Regions from separate parts of the Homo sapiens genome. Here region 2 is linked to region 1. The links are chromatin contacts, found by Hi-C or POLR2A ChIA-PET in ENCODE. All regions are on one chromosome and are shown on one strand. The core of a region is the stretch at or near the end of the contact, and the rest is flanking DNA. Distances in the headings are between cores, read along the strand shown. Region 1 overlaps TMC6 (transmembrane channel like 6). Region 2 overlaps TNRC6C (trinucleotide repeat containing adaptor 6C).

The links. Hi-C counts contacts between places; a loop is a spot of excess contacts on that map. ChIA-PET counts read pairs that join two places held with the same protein, here RNA polymerase II (POLR2A). Pooled maps may share reads with other maps.
Region 2: a map of endothelial cell of hepatic sinusoid shows a loop between it and region 1 (4-fold over the local background). The contact joins two enhancer-like sites. A Hi-C loop is called at or near these places in 2 of 168 maps with a recorded cell type or tissue (endothelial cell of hepatic sinusoid and prostate gland), 2 of 37 single-sample maps with no recorded cell type and 3 of 50 pooled maps. POLR2A ChIA-PET finds 5 or more read pairs at or near these places in 6 of 52 experiments (GM12878, HEK293, PC-3 and 2 more).

What each region holds. Positions count from the first base shown.
Region 1 is chr17:78,110,557-78,116,853 of GRCh38, forward strand. It overlaps TMC6 (transmembrane channel like 6), which reads right to left. Exons shown (of 20, transcript NM_001127198.5): 19 at 2,992-3,068; 20 at 1-2,655. The coding sequence ends at 2,592. Among named protein-coding and RNA genes, the nearest start is that of TMC6, 15 kb to the right of the region's middle. RefSeq lists an enhancer at 2,035-2,094. Within about 2 kb of position 2,220, at least 11 of the 41 ENCODE cell types and tissues checked have a DNase peak (open chromatin) inside an H3K27ac peak, as active enhancers do.
Region 2 is chr17:78,031,033-78,037,329 of GRCh38, forward strand. It overlaps TNRC6C (trinucleotide repeat containing adaptor 6C), which reads left to right. Exons shown (of 23, transcript NM_001142640.2): 4 at 484-810. Among named protein-coding and RNA genes, the nearest start is that of TNRC6C, 75 kb to the left of the region's middle. Within about 2 kb of position 3,864, at least 3 of the 41 ENCODE cell types and tissues checked have a DNase peak (open chromatin) inside an H3K27ac peak, as active enhancers do.

The DNA of each region.
Region 1 (6,297 bases), core at 970-3,469:
TCCAGCAAGTACCAGTGTTTTTAAAACCTCCCTGGTAGATTCCGTTGTGCAGCCCAGGCCGAGAAGCATCGCGGAGTCTTGTCATTCAGCCTGAAAATAGCATCAAGTTCCCATCCACTCGAACAACAGTTTGTAGATCTTAGGCTGCTCTCATCGAGCAAACATGGCCTCCTTGCAACACCTCAAATGGGTGCCAGGCATGGTACGCAGCACACAAACTGTGTCACTTGATACAGCGGCCCCATGAGGCGAGGAGCTGGGAGGTCACAGAACATGCCCCAGGGCACCCAGGGACACACTGAAGCCCAGGCCTCCAGCACGCAAGGGCTGCTCTGAAGAAATACGGGAGGTCCTCACTGGAGGGTCTGGGGCCACACGGTGGGTCCGGAGACAGAAACGAGGAGAGGACGGGCTCACCCAGCCGTGGGGCCGCGGGCTGGACATCCAGTGGGAGTGGGAAGCCGCCGTCTCAAGGCAGAATTCCCTCTCTGGGACACCTCGGGTTTTGCTCTTAAAGCTTTCAGCTGATAGGATGAGGCCCACCCACATTCTCAAGGATGATCTTTAGGTGAAATCGACTGTAGGTGTTCACCACATTCCAGCAGCACACGATCACAGCAACACCTCGGCCCCTCTCGATGAGATCACTGGGCCCCACAGCCTGGCCTGGTTGACACGAAAGACTGACTAGCACACACGGTAATTCTCCAGAAATATCCAGGCCAAGTTCTTCCACTTTCCTGTCATAAGCAGCTAGTACTGTCCTTTGTGAGGCTGGCAAGATGGGCTCAACAGGTCACAACCAATGATCATGCTGGCAAGCCAGCAGTGGCAGGCGCACGTCCCCAGCCAGAGAGGGACCGTGATGGTTTGGAGGACAGCATCTGCACAGATAGGGGCTGGAAACCCTACGTCGGTCCCTGTGGACTGTCACGTCACTTTCTGGACTGCCCACGCAGCTTCACCCAGCAGCACTCGCACCTGAAGATGCTGCCACAGTTGGCTGCCCAGAATCAGCACCAGCTACTTGCTGAGGCCCAGAAGCACCACTTGGCTCAGATCCACCCAGATGCCAACTCTGTCGGGCCCCTGTGGCAGCACCCAGATGTCTGCAGAGCACAGGAGCATCCCCATGGGATTGGGTGGGCTAGACCCAGCGTGGGGGTCTGCTAGCAGCCAGTGGCATCTCCATCTGGGTCTGACCCTTTTCTGGGCCCATCGCTCTTTGACCATTTCCCCACCTGGGTTCATTCCCCCAATCCCAAGCGCAGCTCCTGCAGGCCTGGAGCCCTGGGCTGTGACAGGCTGGTCCCCACAAGCCTGGAACCCTGCGCCGTGACGGGCTGGTCCCCACAGACCTGGAGCACTGGGGTCATGACGGGCTGGTCCCCGCAGGCCTGGAGCACTGGGGTCATGACGGGCTGGTTCCCGCAGGCCTGGAGCACAGGCTGACGGGCTGGTCCCCACAGACCTGGAGCACTGGGGTCATGACGGGCTGGTCCCCGCAGGCCTGGAGCACAGGCTGACGGGCTGGTCCCCGCAGGCCTGGAGCACTGAGGCTGACGGGCTGGTTCCTGCAGGCCTGGAGCACAGGCTGACGGGCTGGTCCCCACAGACCTGGAGCACTGGGGTCATGACGGGCTGGTCCCCGCAGGCCTGGAGAACTGAGGCTGACGGGCTGGTCCCCGCAGGCCTGGAGCCCTGGGCTGTGATGGGCTGGTCCCCGCAGACCTGGAGCCCTGGGCTGTCATGGGCTGGTCCCTGCAGACCTGGAGCACGGGGTCATGACGGGCTGGTCCCCGAATCCCTGTGCCCACCCCCCACAGCCTACGGTTTTCGGTATCCCACGGGCTCCTCAAACTCAGCCCAGTCAGACCCAGGATCACCACCCCCCAGCCAGCTGCTGGCAGCCAGAAGCAGGGGGCCAGCCCCACCTCACCAAGCCCTGTTCGCCTCCAAGCACAGGTGCTGGTTACCTATGCCTGGGAGGCAACTGTCCCCACAACTCATTTGCAACTGATATGTCTCCCCTCCAAGTCCCTCTCTAAATTTGTCTCCTGCTCCAGTAGATGCTACAGCATCACCCAATGGTTGACGCATCGCTCTGGTCACAATCCGTGCCTGCTCGGCTCACTTGTGCAGGTGTAAGCCCCTCCTGGGCGCGAGTTCAGGCTGGTCAAAGGCAGCAAGCGAATCAAGCCCTGGCGCGGTCCAGCCCCTGCCATCTGGGGCTTGGCCAGCAGAGGGCGCCCCCACTCCAGCTGAGGTTCCCAGGACCCAGACCTGCGCCTGGAGGTGGCCCCAGGGCAGCGGGAAGCAGGCCCCGGGTGTGGTCACAGACACAGAGCCCCAAGGGACAAGCCCATTTGCAAAACCCCTTTAATCAGAATAAATAGAGTCCCAGGCAGGGCAGAGTTCATTGGGGATGCCCAAGCCGGATTCACCCACCCTTCCAGCTCCAGCCTAGGCGCAGCTGCGGCTTTCGAGAGGCGAAACTGTCTTCCTTGTCCTGGTGTCCCAGCAGGGTCACTGGGAGGCAACAGTGTGGTCTCAGGGTGCTGGGCGGGCCCGTGAGGCCCATCGCCGTCCCCCTAGGCATCCTGTTCATCTGTGAGCAGGGCAGGGGGTGCCGCAGCCTCCTCGGTTGTCCCAACCCTGCCAGAAAGAGACATCACTGAGGGGACCCCATAAACATCAACATCCCTGCAACCTGGCTGGGCGCAGCCAAGGCCCGGCGAGGGACAGGCCAGACGCCCCACAGCCTTTCTCCTGAGATGTATTTTAGGTCCCTGTCAAAATGGCCAGGCTCCGGAGGCCAGAGAAGGCTCTAGAGAGAGTGAAGGTGGGCGCCGGGGGGGAGATTTTTGTAGGTCAAAAGCGGTCAAGTGTCAGCAATGTCGTGGTGTAGCCCCAGTGGCAGCCCTACTGTCCAGCCCTGGCCCCTCTCCCCTCCAGGCTCAGAGTGTCCCCAATCCCTCCACGGACCCTCACCTGCTCCTCTCCTCCCTCTCCTTCCTCTCGTAGATGGAGTGAAGCTTGTTGATTAAGAAGATTTTGTCCTCACCCTCCTAGAAAGGCCAGAACACAAAGGGGAGGAGAAATCATCCATCAGCCCATCCAGAGCCATCCTGTTCCAAACTGCATTTGAGGGAAAACTCACGAGGTGTATTCAACATCGCAAGCAGCAAAAACATAAAAGAAAAGGTGAAAGGGCCACCAAACAAGGACAAGGAAAAACCAAGAGCCAGGAAGTGGGCGTATGTGTGGATCTAAGCTTCCTAGTGGCCAAAGTGAAAAGGGAAATGTAATCAGCAGCCCAGAGCCAGCCTGACTCAATTTAAAACCAGCCCTGCCACGTACTGGCTCTGCCTTGGGTTACTAACTCTGTGACCTCAGTGGCAGCATCTGTAAAGGGGGATAATAACACAAGGCACAGGGTTTACATTAGTTTCCTGCTGCTGTCGTAACGAACTGTCATCAACTTCGTGGCTTAAAACACCACCGGTTTCTCAACTTTCAGTTCTGGAAGTGAGAAGTCCAAAATGAGTCTCACTGGGCTCCAGTCAAGCATGATCAGGGCTACATTCCTCCCGGAGGCTTCGGGGGAGAATCCTCTTCCTCGCCTTTTCCAACTTCTAGAGGCCCCTGGCTCTCAGCCCTTTCCTCCACTTCAAAGCCAGCAGTGGCTGCTCAAGTCCTGCTCACGTGGCACCACTCTGACCCTGACACTCCGGCCTCTGTTTTTCACCTCTAAGGACCCTGAGATCACGCTGGGCCACCACGATAATCTAGGGCCATCTCCTATCCAAAGTCAGCTGACTGGCAACTTTAATTCTACCTGCAATCGTAATTCCCCAGCCACGCAACGTAACGTATTCACAGGCTCCATCCAGTCTTAGGACGGGGACATCTTTGGGGCCAGTACTGGACTGACCCAGGGCTCTTTCGACAATGAAATGTGACAAGCAGAGGGGGCACTTAGCAAAGGATCTGGTGCACCGAAACACTGATCATCAGTGCCTGGGTCAGACCGGGATTCCCCGCCCGGAGCTTCACACAGAGAACAGGAGTTCTGTCAAGAGCCACACGGATTGGCTCTGGGCACCTGGCAACCTGGCTCAGCCTAGGAGGACCACTTAGAATACCTTCAAGGAGAGACCATGGGCCCCTTAAGCAACAACCTAAGTAGCTTCTATCGAGTTGCTGATGAGTATGGAGGGGCTGTGCACTTGAGCCATGCCGACCTGCACGGGGAAAACTCAGACCGACAGCCCCAAAGACGGGTCAGAGCTCGGCCTTGGGTAGACACCACAGCCAGCATCCGCCTGGAGAAAGGTCCTTCCCATCCCAGAGCAACGGTGGGTAGAGCTGGGATTCTCCCAGCACCACTCTGCATTCCCCGCCCGGACCCACCTGGCCCTACCTGGCCCCTGGGGGCTCTGAAATGCCACCCAGTAGGGCAGGAGCCATTCCCCACTTCCAATATCTACAGCCAGACAACCACCGCAGCCGAGATGCCAGGCTTTCAGCTCTATGTGGTGAAACGGGAAAGGCAGGAGATGGGACAGTGTGTACTACAGTGTTTACAACCCAAGCAATGTGGGAGCCGTCCCATGAGTGCTTGGGACGAGCTGGGACGAGCTGCCTGGAGCCCTGGATCCTGGCACCAACTAGCCAGCAGCAGGGTCACATGGCTGCCGAGGCCCACTGGCTGCACCCCGCCCTGCCCTCGCCTTGGCAGACGCCAGCCGCTGATCCCCACAAGCGCCCCCCTAGCCCTGGTGTGGAGCATGCCTAAGGACACTGGCACTCACCAGCCCCAGAGTGAAAACCTGCAGGAGGACAAATGGCAATGGGAGGGGATGGGGAGCCCTAGGGGGAGGGCAGAGCCCAGCAGCAGGACGCAAGCCTGGAAAAGCCACAGGACCTGCTTCACGGGGGGCCGTTCCCCAGGGGAGGGGCCTCGGGGAGGAGGCCAGGCTGGGTAGCCCGGGGGGAAAGTGCCTTGTCTCCAACTTGGTGGGTGCCCAGTGGGCAAGGAGGTCCTCCTGGGCAGAGAGGAGCGAAGGGAGTGGGCACAGGGGCGAAGGGAGTGGGCACAGGGGCGAAGGGAGTGGGCACAGGGGCGAAGGGAGTGGGCACAGGGGCGAAGGGAGTGGGCACAGGGGCGAAGGGAGTGGGCACAGGGGCGAAGGGAGTGGGCACAGGGGCGAAGGGAGTGGGCACAGGGGCGAAGGGAGTGGGCACAGGGGCGAAGGGAGTGGGCACAGGGGCGAAGGGAGTGGGCACAGGGGCGAAGGGAGTGGGCACAGGGGCGAAGGGAGTGGGCACAGGGGCGAAGGGAGTGGGCACAGGGGCGAAGGGAGTGGGCACAGGGACCAGCTGCCGGGTGGACAGTACTCCTGGGGGCTGCCTCTCCGGTATGGGGTCCGACCCCCTTCTGCAACTCACTCCCATGACACAGCATGAGGGCCTCAGCAACTCGCTCTGTCGCCCGGGCTGGAGTGCAGTGGCGCAATCTGGGCTGATTCTCCTGCCTCCGCCTCCTGAGTAGCTGGTACAGGTGGACGCCACCACGCCCAGCTGATTTTTGTACTTTTAGTAGAGACGGGGTTTTGCCATGATGGTCAGGCTGGTCTCGACCTCCTGACCTCAAGTGATCTGCTCACCTCGGCCTCCCAAAGTGCTGGGATTAGAGGCCTGAGCCCCCATGCCCAGGCTTTTTTTTTTTTTTTTTTATGAGACAGAGTTTCACTGTCACCCAGGCTGGAGCGCAGTGGCACAATCATAGCTCACTGCAGCCTCAACCTGGGCTCAAGCAATCTCCTCCCTCAGCCTCCCAAGTAGCTGGGACTACAGGTGCACACCACCACACCCAGCTAACTTTTAAAATTTTTATAGAGACGAGGTTTCACTCTGTTGCCCAGGCTGGTCTCGAACTCCTGGGCTCCAGCCATTCTCCCACCTTGGCCTCCCAAAGCATTGGGACTATAGGCATGAGCCCCACCACACCCGGTCAAACATTGTTTTCTTCATAAAAATGTTTTGGCCAGGCACGGTGGCTCATGCCTATAATCCTAGCACTTTGGGAGGCCAAGGTGGGTGGATTGCCTCAGGAGCTCGAGACCAGCCTGGGCAACACAGTGAAACTGCATCTGTACGAAAAACACAAAAAAGTAGCCGGAGTGGCGGCAGGCCCTGTACTCCCAGCTACTCGGGAGGCTGAGGCAAGACAGTTGCTTGAACCCAGGAGGCAGAGGTTGCAGTCAGCTGAGACTGTGCCACTGCACTCCAGCC
Region 2 (6,297 bases), core at 2,614-5,113, 78 kb before region 1:
AGGTTGCAGTGAGCTAAGATGGTGCCATACTGCCCTCCAGCCTGGGTGACAGAGTGAGACACTGTCTCACACTTAAAAAAAAAAAGAAAGAAAGAAATGCATATTCCCAGTTTCTCCTTGCTTTTTGACACTGAATCAGAAAGTCTGGAGGTTGGCACCAGGTGTCTGGGCTCTGATAAGCCCTCTAGGTGATTGTGATGCAAACCAAGGGTGAGAACTGCTGCTCCAGTCTTAATGTATCACCTTGATTTTACAGATGAGGAATCCAAGGCCCAGGAATAGCTGGCTCAGACTCTCAAGATTAGTTTGTGTGTAGCAAAACTAGGTCTCAAACTTGGAACTCTAGACTTTAGTCCAGTTCTGTTTCCAAAGCACTACATTGTCATTTTTTCTCAGTTTTTGGTTATGGTTTCCTTGGTTTGGGTTGGGTTTTAAAGGGGTCTAGCTAAAGTTTTGGGTTCTTTTGCCTTTCATTCATTTTAGTGCCAGAACCTACTAAGACCTGTTCAAGCCAGCCCCAACCTGCCGGTACCAGTACCAGTACTTCCACCAGCACTATCTCAAGCAGCAACAATGGCAAACGTGCATCTGCCAGTGGCCAGCAGCCAGCTGCATCCCGTTACCTGCCTCGTGAGGTGCCTCCACGCTTCCGCCAGCAAGAACAGAAGCAGCTATTAAAGAGAGGCCAGCCATTGCCTACGGGGACTCTAACCAGTGTGAGCCCAACCCAGGGTGCTGGGCCTGCAGGGGTAAGCCCACCTCCCCTACCTGGAGCCGGAACACAGCATCATCCCAGTAAGCTCCAACCAGGTAAAAACCACATAGGATGAGACATTGTTTTGATCTGAAAACTTTGCTATTTTCAACTTTGCTGCTGAGCAATAGAAATAGACATATTTTGGTCCATACTCACAACATACACAGAGACAGACAAATTCATTTCATTTTAAGTGGGTTTTAAAATTTAATTGTGTTTTCCCTCTATTTATTTACATTATTGGTCATGAGTTTGCAGATGGCATGAGCTACTTCAGCTGAGCTTATTTTTCATCAGAAACTAAAGGTCTGTACATTGGTCCATACGAACCCATCAAGGCAGTTACTTTAGAACCCAGAAGTGAAAACTTTTCAGTAAAACCCTTTTCTCTCAATTTCCTAGTCTGTCTTATGAGTGCACACAAGCATTTTTTGCAGGGAGGTACAGATCCTTCCACTAGGCGTTTCTAACTGTAACTTAGTCATACACATTGAGCCAAGCCTATCTGATACCTCCTCATCCTAAGCCCTGCTTCTTGTTGCTTCCTTGCCTGTAACTAGTTGTTAGCTTTCTTTTGGCTCCTAAGAAAAATCACCACTTGTTTATTTGCTTTCCAGCTGCCAAAATGCAGATGTCTCTCATTTCCTGTCAGCTTCTTTTCCAATCTCCTTGACTTGATGGATTTGTACTTTTGAAAAATTCATGTACTGTAGTTTTAAGGAATTTTTGGAAGAGAACAAAGTATTTGTGGTCAACTGCCATGTTCTCTGTTAGATTCTTCAATTTTTCGGTTTCAAGTAACAACTAATAATTGGTGCTGTTTCTGGAATGGAAACTTATCTGCTCATAGTTGTGAAATTAAGGTCTGTAATTAGATGTGCAAGGAGGCTTCTTAGATTGGAATTTAAAAGAAACATGGCACAAGTCATATTCTTGTTTTCTTTCATGTGCTGCTTTTTAATATGGGTAATAATTCTAGCATGACGTAGAAGTATTTATAGCAATGTTTTTCAAAACTGTGACTTTGTAGTATAGTCAGAACTAATATTTTTAGACAACTTTACCAAGTCTCTTCAAATAGTCTTGGCTTTCGTCTGCTAACCACTTGGTAGAGGGGATGTAGGTCAATGATTGTCACCAAAAAGCAAGGCAGAAAAGATAAAATATATTCACTGACCAAGAATATAGTCTCATCTATTTAGTTGCCAGCAGTTTACAATCAAACATGCTACTTTCCCAATATGGTCCTTGGGAAAATCTTAACAGAGACAAGGATTCTATAGTTAGACCTAAATAGCTTGGTGTTTTAATTTAAGGGTCTTATTTTGAAAAACTGAATAAGAAATGTAACAGCCCTGCCTGTTCTGGTTGTATCTGGTTGTGATGTGATTGGTTGACAGTATTGCATCAGTTTTCTCATCAAATGCTGCTGGTGCAGAATGTTACTGGTATCTTCTTAGATAAGTAGAAAATAAGCAATTAAGTCAATAAAATCTTGCTATGATATAATATTCCCTCATTAAATATTTATCTCTGTAAATATAACATTATCTAAGAAAATACTCCTAGTTCATAGTCCTTCTAAAATATATATTGTAGGCTGGGCACAGTGGCTCACGCCTGTAATCCCAGCACTTTGGGAAGCCAAGGTGGGCGGATCACCTGAGGTCGAGAGTTCGAGACCAGCCTGACCAACATGGAGAAACCCAGTCTGTACTAAAAATACAAAATTAGCTGGGCATGTTGGCACATGCCTGTAATCCCAGCTACTCGGGAGGCTGAGGCAGGAGAATCGCTTGAACCTGGGACGTGGAGGTTGCGGCGAGCCGAGATCACGCCATTGCACTCCAGCCTGGGTGACAAGAGTGAAACTCCGTTTCAAAAAAAAAAAGGTGTGTGAGTATATATATAAATATACATATAAACACACACACATATTGAAGAACATAAATCATTTTATGGATTGAAAACATCTCAAAAAATTGATCAATCTATGTAGTGAGCATAAAATAAGAAATTCATTCTTGACTCCCAAACAAAAATCTTCATTTTATACCAATTTCATCTCTTCCTCAGTAGTCTCTGGTATCACAGCCAGATGCATCTTTCTAACTCACCACCCTTCACTGACGAGGGGTCCCCTCACAAACCTGCCGTGGTCACCTAGTTACTAATGCACAAACTCTCCGTTTTTCTCTCTGGCTGTGAAGGCCCTTCATAGCCGAGTCTCCCCAACATTTTCCCCGCCTACTCTCCATGGCCTACTTTTTTCTTTTCTTTTGAGACTGAGTTTCTCTCTTGTTGCCCAGGCTGAAATGCGATGGCACAGTTTTGGCTCACCACAACCTCTGCCTCCCAGGTTCAAGTGATTCTCCTGCCTGCCTCAGCCTCCTGAGTAGCTGGGATTACAGGCGACCACCACCATGCCTGACTAATTTTGTATTTTTAGTAGAGAAGGCATTTCACCATGTTGGTCAGGATGGTCTCAAACTCCTGACCTCAGGTGATCCGCCTGCCTCAGCCTCCCAAAGTGCTGTGATTCCAGGCGTGAGCCACCACCCCCCAGCCTCCATGGCCTACTTTCTATTATGATTGGGATTGCTTTCTTACTGTCTCACAAGTGTGCCATGCTCACTGTCAAGTCCCTCCCATGCACACATGCTTAATTGCTGCCCCCCCAACCCCCACTTTACTTCCAGTTCATTGTCCCCCCGCACCCGTGAGGCTTCCCCAAGCAGCTCTGTCTCCATTCTGTTCTCACAGGTGTAATATGCCCACTTTGTAACATAACACCTTTGCACTTACTGTATACTGTATATCCTATATTTTTTGCTGATTAGGTCATAAGAGTCTTGCCTTTAAACTAAGTTGGAAATATCCTATGAAGAAAATGTTTGAGGTCGGGCGTGGTGGCTGATGCCTGTAATCCCAGCACTTTGAAGCCCTGGGCGGGTGAATTGCTTGAGCTCAGGAGTTCGAGGCCAGCCTGGGTGACACAGCAAAACCCCCTTTCTGCAAAAAGTACAAAAATTAGCCAGACATGGTGGCATGTGCCTGTGGTCCCAGCTACTCAAGAGGCTGAGGTGGGACAATCGCTTGAGTCTGGGAGGTGGAGGATGCAGTGAGCCAAGATCGAGTCACTGCATTCCAGCCTGGGCAACAGGAAAAAATAAATAACGTCTCTGAGCTTTCTATGACTAAGCAGAATGGGAAAATCTCTGAACCATAGGTGAGGACTTGGAAACTAGAACTTGTTATGCCACCAACTAGTCCTTCCATTTCTCATCTAAAATGAGAGGTTTGAACCTCTCATGATCTCTAAGGTCCTTTCCCTTAAATTTCTGACTCAGACACCATTCCAATGACTTTGTTTGATTTTGTCAGTGGAAGGACTTTCAGGAACACTGTCCCATGTTGTTACGGTGTTGGCACAGGGATTGTAGGTGAGCATCAGCAAGCATGGAGGCAGTATGGCAAAGTGGTCAAGAGACAGGCCCAATCCACTTTCCAGACCCACCACCTCCTGTGTGACCTTGACCAAATCACCTTCACTCCCTGTACTTTTGACTCATCTTTGAAATGAAGAGATTCCTAATTTTGAAGATGAGCTATTTATTTCATATGCAGCACAAGGTCTTGCTTATAGTAGGTGTTGAGTAATGCAGGTGATAGTTGTTAGTGTGAGACTGGTGAGACTTTGAAATATACAACAAATATGTACCCATCTTTGAAACACCATTGTGAAGCAGAGTGTTCACAAATCCCAGCTACCTGACAGGCTGAGGGAGAAGGATCGCTTGAGCCCAGGAATTCAAGACCAGCATGGACAACACAGCAAGACCTGTTTCAAAAAAATAGTCAAAATTTTTGACTGACTAAATTCTAAAACAGTGCAGTAAAGCTTTCTCATCACTCTGTGATTTGTGTATATTTTGAAGTTTCACTTGTCCTTCCTAGAGTTCTCTTTTTCATATTATAGTTGTTTAATGAATTCACATCCAGGTGAAATTCTATTGGTGTATTCCCGAGGAGTAACCAGATTTCTGGTCGCAGTGAAAGTATTTTTAGATACAGTTTGAAATAAAAGCTCTTATCAACTTTCTTAAAAGTAATACATAGATTTTCATTGTACTTTAATCTGTCACTTTAATGTGGAAGTGACTCCTACGGTCACTTCTACATTAAAACAAAAAAACAGAGTTTTATTCATGATTACATTTCTCTAACTTGTAAGGTTCAGTTAAAAAGAAGTACAAATGCTGGGTCCGTAGAACTAAGACTGAATTAACCAAGCAGGGGGCCGCTGAGGGAGGCGTCCTTAGGAATTTAGCAGTACACCATTTCTGATGAAGAGCAAAGTGAAGCTTGGAGTTCTTTCAGCTTCGCACACGAATTTCTGTGTTTTTCCCAGGTGTCTTAGTACGTAAACTCTTTGTGCCCTCCCCCCAGGTTTTAGTGTGCTTAGCGAAAACTAAAGAAAGTGAAGTATTCGTGGAAGGAATTGACGGAGTTTGAGTCACCTTTGTCATAGTTTTAAAAAGCTGCACGGTGGAGATTTGTGGGCATCCTTGTTTCCCCATAACTGAGTATTTGACCAGTTGCCTGCTGCTTTCCCATGGAAGTAAGTGTTATAGTCCTGTACTGTGCTAATGGAAAACTTACGTGTCCATTCCAGTAAACAGAGAGGATTTACAGATAAAATTAAACAATAGAGGAGCAGAAATGGGAAAGTTTTTAAAGAGTTAAAAGTGGAATTTGTAGCGTTTTTAGCTGTGTAAGAATAGATAAAATGTATATTTATATACTGTTACAGTACAAGGCAACGGGCGAAATTAGAGAAGAGACTTACATAGGCCGGGCGCGTTGGCTCACACCTGTAATCCCAGCAGTTTGAGAGGCCGAGGCAGGTGGATCACCTGAGGTCAGGAGTTTAAGACCAGCCTGGCCAACATAGCGAAACCCCATCTCTACTAAAAATACAAAAATTAGCTGGGTGTGATGGTAGGCGCCTGTAACCCCAGCTACTCGGGAGGCTGAGGCAAGAGAATCACTTGAATCCAGGAGGCAGAGGTTGCAGTGAGCTGAGATCACACCACTGCACTCCAGCCTGGGTGACAGAGCAAGATTCCATTAAAAAAAAAAAAGAAAGAAAGAAAGAATGGAAAGAGACTTAGTCTGACAGTTATTTATTTCATTATTCTTTTTCTTTATATAGAATATGCTTCCTAACGAGATGTAAATAGTAGATTAATCTGACTCTTAAAACATTTTGTCATAATTCACCTTTTGATTTACATTAATCTGCAAGCTTGCTTCTATAGAAAATTGCAACCACACATTTTGCCATTTCTTAGACAAACTAGTGTACTGGCTTCACACTTTTTCACTCTTTTTCCTTTTCTTCCTATATGAGAATGTTCAGGCAGCAGTGCCACACTCGGCTTGCACAGCTCTGAGAAGGGAAGAAGATGCTAGCCTTTCAGAACGGTGGTTTTGTCATGTGTGTCTTCATTTGTTCATTGAGCAGAACATTTGTTGAA